2 separate regions of the Homo sapiens genome follow, and region 1 is linked to region 2. Evidence: read pairs that join two places in POLR2A ChIA-PET (ENCODE). Cell type or tissue: OCI-LY7. All regions are shown on one strand. Links, peaks and the distances in the headings refer to the core of each region. The heading gives the core; the rest is flanking DNA.

Region 1 (7,523 bases), core at 1,496-6,495, 67 kb after region 2:
ATAATCTAAGTTGAATGAATTAATGAAAAAGAATTCCAAAAGTGGCATCATGGTGGAATGGTGTCTCATTTTCACTGAATGGATGCAAGTATAGATGGCCTGACAGATGGATAAAAAGACAGTTGGAATACAGAAAGAGAAACAGACTCCACTGAAAATCTTAAAGTCTCTCAAAGTGACTGCTTTAAAGAGGATGACGCCACTACAGCCTGGGCGACACAGCGAGACTCCGTCTCAAAAAAAAAAAAAAAAAAGGAGGATGACGCTCATGAGATTACAAGTATTTATTTAGTAAATATATTTAAAAATTTAAAATTCTGTTGGAAAGTAACCATTATTGAAACACCAATGGGGCAATAAAAAGTTCCATGGAAAAACTATTTCCCAGCCGGGTGCAATGGCTCATGCCTGTAATCCCAGCACTTTGGGAGGCCAAGGCGGGCAGATCACTTGAGGTCAGCAGTTTGAGACCAGCCTGGCCAACATGGTGAAACCCTGTCTCTACTAAAAATCCAAAAACTAGCCAGGCATGGTGGCTCACACCTGTTGTCCCAGCTACTCAGGAGGCGAAGGCAGGGGAATTGCTTGATCCTGGGAGGCAGAGGTTTCAGTGAGCTGATGCCACTGCACTCCAGCCTGGGCAACAGAGCGAGACTCCATCTCAAAAAAATAAAAAAGAAAAACTATTACCCTAACAAACCTATTCTAATTTCATTAGCTTAATTTTTCTTACAATTTTAGTCCCATAATTTCTAGTTACTATGCTGAGAAATAGGACCAGGCAATATCCTAAAAGTTCCTTATTGTTAGATCCTTTTAGCTCCTTGAAGAGAAAAACTGGCTTCTAATAGGATAACTTTGTTTTTGAAACAGAAACTTGCTGAACTATAATTTTAATTGGCAATTTACACATTTAATTCATCTTACCTCATCATATGATTTACATAGGCTTTGCTACAGCTAGTGTTGTATCTGCAAAAACTACAGTGGACGTACGTAGGAAAGTGGTTTGCAAAATCTTTTATTTCGGAACAACACTCAATGCATTTGTGAATGCCCCGACGATACCTTAGGGAGACATTAAAAAAATGATAAAAATATATTTTAAAACAAAAATAATAAGGAAGAGCCTTAATAATGTTCTCTTAACTAAAGTATAAGTTTTTATACTTAAGTTTAAATTATATTGTATATCAGGAATAAAAGATTACCTTAAATTCCTCAATGCTGTATTGACTTTACTTTTTTTATTGCTACTAGCCAATGTGCTTTGTTTCTTTTGCATATTAGAGATTTTTGGTTTGTATTTAGATTTACTTCCATTAGGCTTACTTGTATTAGGTTTACTTGCGTTGGATTTGACTGTATTAGGTTTACTTGTATTAGATTTTGCAGGATTTTTAGCAGTTATATTTTTAGTCCTTGGAGGTGAGAGCTGAAGGGTAGAAGCACTTGCACTAATGGAAGGTGTAGGTGAAGCTCCTGATTGCAGAGGTCCAACTGAAGCTCGAATAGTAACCTACAAAAATAAAGAGAAGATTTGCTTTAAGAGATTAATCAGTACATTAATATTAAAATATCATGGTACAAAAATAGTTAAAAATCAAGAATTTTGAAAAAAGCACATATAAACTACAATCAGGTAAGTCTCCCATTTATTCTAAATGTTCAAACTATTAAATGATATTAAACTTGATATTAAGTTGTAATATTACATTTTTGTATTGATATCAGTTATATGTTAACACAGTTATCAGTGAATAATTAGGAGTTAATACAAATTATATGAATATACAAAGAGCACATTCCATAGCTATTTTTATGCCCTGACTTAACTTTAAGAAATTCACAAGCATAGAGCTCAAAATTTAAATCTCAAGCCTGAAAAATAATTCTAGAAAGGCCTAAATTACCCTTTAACAACTATAAAAGAAACAGATCTACAGTAAATGTGATCTCCTCTTTCCAGGGGCTCAGTGCCCAAGATTTATGCTTACAAATGTTATGGGAGGAGTTACATCAATTTATTATACTGCATAGAGGGCTAAATAATATTCAGAAATTTCTTAAAGTAAACTAATACAAAGTTCATCATTTAGTATTCAGAATGAGAAAATGTTTAATTTCATCTGTTGGTTGACAATGAAAAACACAAGTGCCTACCAACATTCTGGTTAATCATTTGACTATACCCTCCTCCGGTATTTGAGGAACAGTCAATAAGGAAGTCCTATGACATACATGTGCTTGGGTAACATACAATGGCACTGGACCAGGAATCAAAAGGCCTTCCTAGCCATGTGACCTTGAACAAGGAACTTATCCTCTCTATGCTTCTTCACATCTATAACATGGGGCAATACCTGCCTTATTAACCTCAGTGGATTGTGGTATGAATTAGACAACAGAATGTATGAAAAAGTACACTGAAAGTCTAATTCTAAGGTGCTATAAAAACATTTAGTATCATTATCATTAATATTATTATTATTAATAAGGGAAAAAATGAGAGAGGACTGCACTGCTTACATTAGTGTTCTGCATGTCTAGTCCCAACATGGAATGAATGGATTGCAGGGAAGGATGCTGGATAGCTTCTCTTGCTATCATGTCTTCAGAGCATGGCTTTATATTGTTTTAGTTAATTCAAATAACAGACATACCCACATTCAAAGGAAAGTACCCAAAGCCAAAAATAAATGTTTTGGGGATTATTCACTTTGGATTATCCATGCCTCTGTTTCCCTCCACTGGAGCAAATATTCAAGAGCTGACTGTATATAAAGAAGTCAGAGAAAACAGATGTACATAAGGCAAAAAGGGAAAAGTAAATTACAATCATCAGTATGCAGTCAGACATGTGTTTGCTCACTTAAAACACAATGCTATCCAGCAGTAGAACTTGCTTCTCAGAGTAAACTCAGTAATAACAACTGCAACAAACATCTGAGAACTTATGGAACTCAAGGCACTGTACCAGATGCTGGGGACACAAAGATAAATAAAACATGATTCCTGATCTCAAGCATCTTATAGTTTAGCAACTAAAGTCAACATATACACTTTCAACTGAAAGCTCAAAAATAGCCTATAAAATATTGAAACAACCCATTGACCCAGGAAAAGTTAATTGAGTTGTACTTTTTAAAAAGGACTACTACTCTAACCTAACAGCTATCACTGAACTCAAAACAATGGTTAGAAGTTTTTCCTTCTACACATAAAATTAAAACCTAAAATTAGAGTCTGAGCAAAAATCTGAAGTCATTTAAAAATACATTCAATATATAAAGCCGGGCAGGAGTTAATTTCTATTATCATACAAAATGTTAAAATACAATATATTTTAACTCACTTTTGTTCCAGGAGGCAATCCTTCTAGTTGTTTAGGTTTTATAAATGTTCGATGGTGTTGAGTCTTATGATCCATTTTCTCCTTGCATGTCAAAAACTGCAGCCTGCATTTTGTACAACGATGTATTCCTTTTTTCTGTTTAGAAAAAAACAGAAAAAGGGGGAAAAATAATTTCAAAAACTACAAATCCTGTGTCCTGAAACTGCTGACTTAATTTTAATGATACCTAAATAATGTAAAAACTTGCGGTTTAACATCTCCTATCATAATAATATAAAATGCCTCATTTTTTAAAAGTCATTACATTAGTATTTGGGTTTCAAAAGTGTTCGCTACTATGTAAGAACTGTACATGAAAGTTCTATCAATAGGTTCTAATAAAACTTCTATTAATTGTGGTGAGAAATCTCTTTCGATTATAAACTTGAAGTAAACACATACTTTGAAAATGAGATGTACTACGTTTTTATCCTAGAAAAAGGAAATTATTTCTAATTTTTGCTATTTCTAGTTGGTTGAAAAGTTGGTAAAATAAATTAAACTCTCTAAAACCAAATAAATCTAACCAGACATTTCAAAGAAGGTTATTTTATAGAAGTGGTTACATAAACCAATGCTGTCCAATAATATCTCCTATGATAATGAAATATTTGAGAGCTGTATTGTCCAACACAGTAGCCACTAGCCACATGTGGTTATTGAGCACCTGAAATGTGGCCACTGTGACTAAGGAACTACATTTTTAATACTGTTTAACTTTAATTAATTTAAATCTAAAAAGCCATATGTGGCTAGTAGCTACTACATCAGACAATGTGGATGAAGAGGCATAAAACAGAACAACTGAACTTACTGAGAACCCCTTGACTGAGTCCCTCCTCAAACCCAGTCCTGTCATTATTCTACAGATGGGAAATGGGACCCAAAAAAATGCTAAGGCACTTCCCCATAGCTAGTTACTGACATTACCAGGGCCCTGATCCAGTGTTCTTTCTACTACAGATTATCAACTGCAATTTTTACCCTCATTATTTTATATATATATATATTTTATATATATATATATTATATATATATATAATATATATATATTATATATATATTATATATATATTATATATATATATTATATATATATATTATATATATATAATATATATATTATATATATATATTATATATATATAATATATATATATAGTGGTTTTAGAGAAACCACTCTTTTGTAGTTATATGTTGTTTTACATATATATATATATATACACATGCACACACACATAATTATACAACATATAATTATAAAGGAATGCCTTATCTAAAGCTGTATCTCTGCCAGATACATCACTATGTCCATTGAAATACAACTGTTTATTTATTTATTTATTAACTTTTAAGCTCAGGGAACATGTGCAGGATGTGCAGGTTTGATACACAGGTAAACGTGTATCCCGGAGGTTTTTTGTACAGATTATTTCATCACCCAGGCATTCATTAGTTATTTTTCCTGATCCTCTCTCTCCTCCCACCCTCTGCCCTCTGGCAGGCCTAAGTATGTGTTGTTCCCCTCTATGTGTCTTGTGTTCTCATCATTTAGCTCCCACTTATAAATGAGAAAACACGGTATTTTTCTGTTCCTGCATTAGTTTGCTAAGGATAATGGCCTCCAGCTCCATCCATGTCCCTGCAAAGGACATGATCTCATTCCTTTCTTTGGCTGCATAGTATTCCATGGTGTATATGTACCACATTTTTTTCATCCAGTCCACCACTGATGGGCATCTAGGCTGATTGCATGTCTTTGCTATTGTGAATAGTGCTACAAAGAACATATGTGTGCATATGTCTTAACAGAACGATTTATATTCTTTTGGGTATATACCCAGCAATGGGATTGCTGGGTGGAATGCTATTTCTGTCTCTAGGTCTTCAAGGAATTGCCACACTCTCTTCCACAATGGTTAATTTACACTCCCACCAACAGTATAAAAGCACTCCTTTGCTCCATAACCTTGCTAGCATCTATTATTTTTTTATCTTTTAATAATAGCCATTCTGACAGGTGTGAGATGGTATCTCACTGTAGTTTTGATTTGCATTCCCTAATGATCAGTGATGTTGAGTTTTTTTTCATATCATTGTTGGCCGCATGTATGTCTTCTTTTGAGACGTGTCCATATCCTTTGCCCGCTTTCTAATGGGGTTGGTTTCTTTCTTGTAAATCTGCTTAAATTCCTTATAGATGTAGATATTAGACCTTTGTCAGATGCATAGTTTGCAAAAATTTTCTCCCATTCTGTAAGTTGTCTGCTTACTTTGTTGACAGTTTCTTTTGCTGTGCAGAAGCTCTTTAATTAGATCTCATGTGTCAATTTTTGCTTTTGTTGCAATTGCTTTTGGTGTCTTCATCATGAAATCTTTGCCTTTGCCTATGCCTATGTCCTGAATGGTATTGCCTAGGTTTCTTCTAGGGTTTTTATAGTTTTAGGTTTTACATTTAAGTCTTTAATCCATCTTGGGTTAATTTTGGTGTATGATGTAAGGAAGGGGTCCAGTTTCAGTTTTCTGCCTATGGCCAGCCAGTTTCCCAATGACCATTTATTGAATAGGGGAATCCTTTCCCCATAGCTTGTTTTTGTCAGGTTTGTCGAAGATCAGATGGTTGTAGGTGTGCGGTTTTATTTCTGGGTTCTCTATACTATTCCATTGTTCTATGCATCTGTTCTTGTTCCAGTACCAAGCTGTTTTGGTTACTATAGCCCTGTAGTATAGTTTGAAATCAGGTAGTGTGATTCCTCCAGCTTTGTTCTTTTTGCTTAGGATTGACTTGGCTATTCGGGCTATTTTTCGTTCCATATGAATTTTAAAATGGCTTTTCCTAGTTTTGTGAAGAATGTCCATGGTAGTTTAATGGGAATAGCACTGAATCTATAAATTACTTTGGGCAGTATGGCCATTTTCATGATATTGATTCTTCCTATCCATGAGCATGGAATGTTTTTCCATTTGTTTGTGTCATCTCTGATTTCTCTGAGCAGTGATCTGTTTAATAGTTCTCACTGCAGAGATCATTCACTTCCCTTGTTAATTGTATTCCTAGGTATTTCATTCTTTTTCTGGCCATTGTGAAGGGGAGTTCATTCATGATTTGGTTCTTGGCTTGCCTGTTATTGGTATATAGAAAAGCTAGTGATTTTTGCACATTGACTTTGTACCTTGGGACTTTGCTGAAGTTGCTTATCAGCTTAAGAAGCTTTTGGGCTGAGATGATGGGGTTTCTAGATATAGGATCATGTCATCAGCAAACAAAGATAGTTTGACTTCCTCTCTTCCTATTTGAATGTGCATTGTTTCTTTCTTTTGCCTGATTGCCCTGGCCAGAACTTCCAGTACTATGTTGAATAGGAGTGGTGAGAGAGGGCATCCTTGTCTTGTGCTGGTTTTCAAGGGGAATGCTTCCAGCTTTTGCCCATTCAGTATGATACTGGCTGTGGGTTTGTCATATATGGCTCTTATTATTTTGAGGTATGTTCCCTCAGTACCTAGTTTATTGAGAGTTTTTAACATGAAGAGATACTGACTTTTATCAAAAGCCTTTTCTGCATCTATTGAGATAATCATGCGATTTTTGTCTTTAGTTCTGTTTGTGATGAGTCACATTTATTGATTTGCATATGTCGAACCAACCTTCCAACCTAGGGATAAAGCCTACTTGATCATGGTGAATAAACTTTTTGATGTGCTGCTGGATTCAGTTTGCCAGTATTTTGGTGAAGATTTTTGCATCGAGGTTCATCAAGGATATTGGCCTGAAGTTTTGTGTGTGTGGTTTTTTTTGTGTGTGTTTGTTTGTTTGTTTGTTTTTGGCACAACCAATTATTTATAAAAATCAAGTGAAGTAATATATAAGGAAGTACCTAGCACAGTTACTGGCATACAGCAAGCACTTCATAAATGAAAGTTCTTTATAAAATTCAAAGCAATATATAAATATGTGTTACAATTCTATTAATAGCTGGATCTTAAGTTTTTTTTTTCTTAACACAAGGTCTCACTCTGTCATCCAGGCTGGAATGCTGTGGTGCAGTCTTGGCTCACTACAGCCTTGACCTCCTAGGCTCTTAAGACTATTTTACAAGTGTGATACATTGGATTACATCACAGGTACAGG
Region 2 (7,523 bases), core at 1,385-6,384:
TGTTGGCCAGGCCGTTCTCGAACTCCTGACCTCAGATGATCCACCCGCCTCAGCCTCCCAAAATGCTATGATTACAGGCCTGAGCCACAGCGCTGGCCAATTTTTAAAAACTCTTTTTAAAATGAAGGATTAGGTTACATGAGAAAAATTGTTATGACTAATACTCTAGTCATCAGATGATTATTTCAGCAATTATATATAAAAGCCATAGAAGAATTTGATTGAGGCACATTAACATCTGTCTGTTGGATTCTATTACTGAATTTGAAATACTAACTTAAAAAATGTATATTCATAGTTTTTATTGACCTAAACTGGCCACATTTAAACTGCTGATGGTTCCTATATTTATCAGATAAAGGATGGAAAAACATCTCACTGTGAAATGTGTCATCCTCCAGGAGTTTCATCAATTGTTTTGCCCACCAGCTACAATAAAGCTAACGCATTTACTAATGTAAAATAGCACACTGGTTTTGTTGAGGTTTATTTACTATTCTAATGATTATTTCAGTGGAGCCAGGGCTCTAAATGACAGCCACATGGATAATTGCATTGTAATGTGTTTTCTTTTCAATTTAATCAGGTTTAATTTTGTATCTAATAGAACTAGTGCCTTTAAAATGTTGTGGTTGGTATAATATGAATGAAAAATGCATAATTTATTTGTAAAATGTTTGAACATCTTAGTTCTAGTACCATCTACTGTGTTCTTTTCAAAGTACTGCTTAATAGCAATAAGAACAAGTCATTGCTCATTTTATAAATTGTTTCATATTTGAGAATTTGTATTCTAGATTTATTATAAATTCTACTAACTAGGAAAGGTAAGATTGTTAGCTCTCTTTTCTGTAAACCTTGAGCTTTGTGATTGCTATCCTTTTGAAATGGAACTTGATACCTACAAGGGCCACTTACTGAAACTTTTGCTGTCACAGATTTGTCAATTTAAATCTAAAGCACTGTGTAGTAGGCTGTTTTCATTGCTGTAAAGGAATACCTAAGAGGGGGTAATTTATAAAGAAAAGTTTATTTTGACTCATGATTCTGTAGGCTGTACAGGAAGTGTGGTGCTGGTGGCTGTTTCTGTTGAAGGCCTCACGAAGCTTACAATCATGCTGGAAGGTAAAGAGCGAGGTGTATCACATGACCAGAAAGAACAGGAAAGAGAAGAGGGAGGTCTTAGATTCTTTTAAACAGCCAGATTCCATGTGAACTAACAGAGTAAGAATGCACTCATTACCACGGGGGAGGACATCAAGCCCTTCATGAGGAATTCTCCCCCATGACCCAAACACCTCCTACTAGGACCCACCTTTAACATTGGGGATCACAATTCAACATGATATTTGGAGGGACAAACATCCAAACTATATCACACTGTCACTTGCCTCTTTATTCTCTTCATGGTATATTTTGATAACTGGATCTTATAATATAGTAAAATTTATCAATTTTCTTTTATATATAATTTCTTATATATAATCGATAATTTATCAATTATATATAAAATTGATAATTTATCAGTTATCAATTATGGTTAATACTTTTTGTATTCTGTTCAAGAAACTTTTCTATATTTCAAAGTCATAAAGACATTCTTTTTATATTATCTGTCAAAGTTTTATTATTTAGTTTTTCACACATAGATTTATAATCCACCCTGAATTGTTTTCATGATGATGTGAGGTAGGGTAAAGTTTATGTTTTTTCATCTGAATAGACTTTTCTTTCCTCTCTAAACTGCAGTACCACCTTTTACTAAATCCAGGTTCATCCATCTATGCATGTTTTTGCTCTGGGCTTCCTATTCTAATTCAATGGTCTGTTTAAGAATTCAGCAAGCCTTTTTTGTAAAGGCTTTTTTATGGGTCAAGAGGTGTGATAGTGGCTAGGTGTGGTGACTCACACCTATAATCCCACACTTTGGGAGGCCAAGATGGGAGGATCACTTGAAGCCAGGAGTTCAAGACCAGCCTGGGCAACAAAGTGAGACCCCCCCAATCTCTACAAAACATAGAAACAATTGCATGTGCCTGTAGTCCCAGCTACTCAGGAGGCTGAGGTGAGAAGGATCACTTAAGCCCAAGAGTTCAAGGCTGCAGCGAGCTATGACCGCACCACTGGACTGAAGTCTCAGTGACAGACAGAGACCTTGTCTCTTAATAAAAAGTTGTGATAGTAAATATTTTGGACTCTGTGGGCCAACAGGCAAAATTGAAGATACTGTACAGATTTTTATGTAACAAGAGGGAAAACAAATTTCCACAAATTTTTAATTGATGAAAATCAAAATATAATAAAAATTGAGTACAAATTTTTGTTATAGTTGTCTACTAGTGAGAAGAACTGAACTTTTTTTTTTAATGGCAGGGATAATATTTTTGCTAAATTGGGATTCATAGTTAGTGTTCCCTATCATAAAAATCATTTGCAACTGTTTATATGTTAATGCTAATTTGTGATGAGCTTTTATGTATTTCATCATTAAAAATATCTTTTTATACACAGTAACTACTATAAAATACTAATATTGAGCCACTCATGTGACTTTTATTGAACATACTCATCATTTGGAAGGCATTTACAGAATCTCATTTTAGCATGTCATTACATTGCAGGTTAATCACTTTCTAGTTAAACGGTTAGGTGGAAGCTCCTCAATTTCACCGTTAAATTAATTTCAAAATATGGAAATTCCCTTTGCACTTGCATCAAAGTCCCAAAAACTCTACTGGAAAGGCAGTTTGAGCTTGGAAAATATATCTACTGCAAATGGTATAGTATTGAAGATCTTGTTTCTTGTTTCAATTTTTGCTAGCATGGGAAGTATATAAAGCTACTTGTCATTTTTTATGATTTAAAAATTAATTGTCAAAATGACTTTAATTCAGTATAAGTTTCACATCCTAAGCATTGTTTTGCTTTGTAATTTTGGGTTGAATTTATTAAACAACTATCAAGTTTGCTGCAAAAGGTAATTTCTAAAGCCATTCAGTGTTTGATATACTGGTTGAGGTGGTTCTTATTGTTCAGAAAAATTGCAATCTCAGCCCTGAGCTCAAAAATCACAGTAAAACTTTACCACTGCTAAGCCATAAAACTACTGTTTGATGGGGAAAATCTAAGTATTCAACTTATACTTCAGACAAAAATTCTTGGAAGTAATGAAGTCCACAAGAGCAAATGAAGTTCATTGTTGTTCTACCGGTTCAATATCACATGATAGATTCAAATATTTTCCTCAAAATACCTACGGATGAGTAATACAATGAAAAACCAAGGCTTTAATCAACTTACACTTTCACAACCTTTATAAATTTGTCAACCAAAGCCTTTGCCTGCTCCAGATGTTTTTACCACCATCCATTATAACACATCTTAGTAGATTCCACTTCAGATTTTACTGAATTAATGTTTTCCCAACTTCTGTGAAAATAAATCTCACCTGTAGTTTCTCTATATAAAGAGTCTAATACTTATTTCACCTCAAATTTGGCATTGTCTTTAGGAATAAACAAATGATCAGCAGCAATATGATCTGTGGACTCATCCAGTCAAGGAAAACAACTTGAAATCATTTGCCCTTATTCTTTAGTTTGTTACTGATGTTTCTTCTCTTCAAGTAACTGTTCTCACCATAAGCCTAATAGTCATAAATAATTTTCTCTAGACACATTTTTTTCTCTCTTGCAATCAAACAATCTAATTAACCTACCAGTGGTAAATGGCTTTCTTCATGTGACTAACAAACGAGCCACTTGGAAACTCACTTTGGTTACAGTCTCCTTCACTGTTTCTTTGTAAATAAGTTATGTTATAATAAAATATTGTTTTAAATTTTTTAATTTTTCTGACCATTGTATTCCTGAGAGTTGGGAATATCATGATAAGTGTTTAGTCCAGCAAGCAGATGTATACTACATTCTTATAGCACAACTCTAATGTTATTCCATGATAAATACAACACTTTGCCATCTAATTTGACAGCAAAATAATCCACACTTCACTGCGTCTTTAAAACATGACATTTAGAGTCTACTATTCCCTTCCTTTGTTTTGACATGATTGGTAAGACTAGTAACAAAAAAAAATATTGTGGTATGGTGGTACACTTGGAATTCTATCCCGTTATACCTACATTACTGTGACTTATAGTGCACTCAGCAGCAGTGTGAATTAATAAGAGTGACACATATGATTTCTGTTGCAACTACTCAACTCTACCATTGTAGTGTAAAAGCAGCCATAGGCAATATGTGAGCAAATGAGCATAGTTGTATGCTAATACATTTGCATTCATCACTGAAATTTAAATTTTATGTAATTTTCAGGTGTCATAAGATATACTGTTTTTTCTGAACCATTAAAAAATGTAAAAACTCCTCTTAGCTTGCAGGCTGTACAAAAACAGGCAGCATATAGATTTGGTCCATGGGCCACAGTTTCCCAGCTCCTAAAAATGCTAATCGTCCAGAATAGTATTTATCAAAATTTGTTTTGAGGAGCTCTACTCTTGAGAAATCTTTCTCAAAAATAAAAAGTCAAATAACCTTATAGGAAGCCATATACTATACATCCCACTTGTAGATTCATGCTGAGAAATTCTGAAATACAGAAACTCACCTATTGTTGCCTAATCCAGATGTAATGATATTTATTTATTTTCCAGGTAATTCTTATTTACACAGAATTTCTGTTTGCATGCCTTAGAACCAAGGTGTGGTACATACTTCAAGAAGAGTTGATATGGTCCAGTAATACTTACTTGACACATTAGTGAAGTGAAGTAACAAAGTTCTGAGAATAAAAAAGTTTTTATTTTTCTAGAAAAGCACTGCCCATAAATTGGCTTTAATAATAATAACCAAAACCAAGTTTTAAACCCATGCTGCTTCATCTTCCTCATCCTGAAAACACTTTTGGCATTTAGGATAAGATAGTGTGTTTAACTACTACAGGAGTTTAATTGTTGGTTGAATCCAGCAATAAATTCATATCTTTTTATTTATTGATGTTGTAATCTGGAAGTAGGTTTAGAAGCCTTGTGTTTAGTCTGAAAATAATGTTTTAGTGGTAAAGGTTCCCACCATCTATCCTAGGAAAGGACTGATTGTTTTCTGCTAGTGGCATCAGGTAGCCTCGAGAATTAGGTTTTAAATTTATCCTAATGTATCAATAATAACTTGGCATCAGTAACCATGCTTCTGAAAGCCACAACATTCATCATCAAGCTGCTACTTTCAGCCTATCCTATTGCCTTTCTCAAGTTAAGTTATTCAATCGGCCCTTCATTGAATGCCTATTATGTGTTAGGATGTTCTAGGTCAATAGCTGTCCTAGTTTTAACCCTTAAAGGCTTAAAATTGGGAAGCCTGGATCCTAACCACAGCAATTCCTCTTTCTAGACTATAGCAAGAGCACTGGGTTTATTTTTATATAGCTTCACTCTTTCTTACACGCAAAAATTAAAACCAGGGTCTTGAAGAGATATTTGTACACTCAAGTTCACAGCAGCATCATTCACAATAGCTAAAATATGGAAACAACCCAAGTGTCCATCAACAGATGAATGGATATACAAAACGGAGTATTATTCAGCTTTGAAAAGGAAGTACATTCTGACATATACTACAACATGAATAAACCTTGAGGACATTATGCTAAGTGAAATAAGCCAGTCACAAAAAAGACAAATACTACATTATTCCACTTTTATGAGGTATTAGAATAGTCAAAATTAAACAGGTAGAAAATAGAATTGTGATTGCCAGGGGATAGGGAAAGTGGGCAATGTACAGTAATTACTTAACGGGTATAGAGTCTCACTTTTACTAGATGCAAGAATTCTGGAGATGAACTGTCACAAGAATAGACATATAGATAAATGGAATAGAACTGAGAATCCAGAAATAAACCTATAGGTATGGCAGATTTTTTTCATTTTTTGTTGCTATATATATGTAAGATAAAATTTACTCTTAACCATTTTCAGTGTACAATTCAGTGGTATTAAGTACATTCATATGTCTATTCTTGTGCCAGCACCACACTGTTTTGATTACTGTAGCTTTATAGTAAGTTTTGAAATCAAGAAGTGTTTGCCCTCCAACTTTGTTATTCTGTTTTGGCTATTTGGGGCCCCTTACAATTCTATAAAGGTTTGAATATTGGCTTTTCCATTCCTGAGAAAAGAAAGGCTATTGGAGTTTTGACAGGGATAGCATTGAATCTGTAGACTGCTTTGGGTATTGCCATCTTAACAATAGTAAGTCTTCTAATCCATGGACTCGGTATGTCTTACCATTTAATTCGTTCCTCTTTAACTTCTGCCAGCAATTTTTTGTAGTTTTCAGTGTCCAGGTCTTTCACCTCTTGGTTAAATTTATTCCCAGGTATTTTATTCTCAGATCTATTGTAAGTAGATTGTTTGTTGTATTAGTCTCTTTTCACGTTGCTATAAAGAACTACCTGAGAATAGGTAATTTACAAAGAAAAGAGGTTTAATTGACCACAGTTTCACAGGCTGTACAGAAGCTTGGCTAGGGAGGCCTCAGGAAACTTACAATGGTGGTGGAAGGTGAAGGGGAAGGACGAACATCCTACATGCCTGGAACAGGAAGAAGAGCACAAGCAGATGGAGGTGCTACACACTTTTAAACAATCAGATCTTGTGAGAACTCTATCATGAGACAGCACTGCGGGAATGATGCTAAACCATTAGAAACCATCCCCATGATCCAAACACCTCCCACCAGGCCCCACCTCCAACATTTGGCATTACAATTCAACATGAGATTTGGGTGGGCACACAGAGCCAAACCATATCAATTATTTTCTTGGTTTCCTTTTTGGGTTATTCATTGGTGGTATACAGAAACTCAAATGATTTTTGCACGTTGATCTTGTATCTTACAAATTACGGAATTTATTAGCTCTAGTAGCTTTCTTGTGGATTATTTGGGATTTTCTACATATAAGATCATATCATCTGTGAATAGTTTTACTTTTTCCTTTTTAATCTGGATGCCATTTTATCTTTCATCTATCTATCTATCTATCTATCTATCTATCTATCTATCTATCTATCCATCCATCCATCTATCTGTTTTGGCTAAAACTTCCAATACAATGTCAAATAGCTGTGGTGAAAGCAGGCATGTTTGTCTTGTTCCTGATCTTGGGGAAAAGGATTTTAGTCTTGCACCACTGAGTATGATTTCTGCTACGAGTTTTTCATAATTGCCCTTTCTCATGTTGAGGAAGTTCCCTCTCATTCCTAGTTTTCTTGGAGTGCAGTGGCACGTTCTTGGCTCACTGCAAGCTCTGCCTCCCGGGTTTACACCATTCTCCTGCCTCAGCCTGCAGAGTAGCTGGGACTACAGGTGCCTGCCACCACGCCTGGCTAATTTTTTGTATTTTTAGTAGAGAAGGGGTTTCACCGTGTTAGCCAGGATGGTCTCAATCTCCTGAACACGTGATCTGCCCGCCTCAGCCTCCCAAAGTGAGTTTTCTAAGTTTTT

What was found. ChIA-PET counts read pairs that join two places held together with the same protein. Peaks named below come from ENCODE experiments on the same cell type or tissue, not always from the same donor. Only the 100,000 strongest peaks of a DNase experiment are listed, where the experiment ranks them.
Region 1: POLR2A ChIA-PET joins it to region 2 with 6 read pairs; 2 of 35 experiments call an interaction of 5 or more read pairs at or near these places.

What each region holds. Positions count from the first base shown.
Region 1 is chr15:56,665,468-56,672,990 of GRCh38, forward strand. It overlaps ZNF280D (zinc finger protein 280D), which reads right to left. Exons shown (of 22, transcript NM_017661.4): 14 at 3,356-3,490; 15 at 1,212-1,519; 16 at 928-1,068. Among named protein-coding and RNA genes, the nearest start is that of ZNF280D, 64 kb to the right of the region's middle. In OCI-LY7, for the core only: no CTCF peak of the experiment used is centred there; no DNase peak of the experiment used is centred there.
Region 2 is chr15:56,599,072-56,606,594 of GRCh38, forward strand. It overlaps LOC105370832 (a long non-coding RNA gene), which reads right to left and starts at 6,525. Exons shown (of 4, transcript XR_007064652.1): 1 at 6,305-6,525. In OCI-LY7, for the core only: no CTCF peak of the experiment used is centred there; a DNase peak (open chromatin) is centred at 3,390.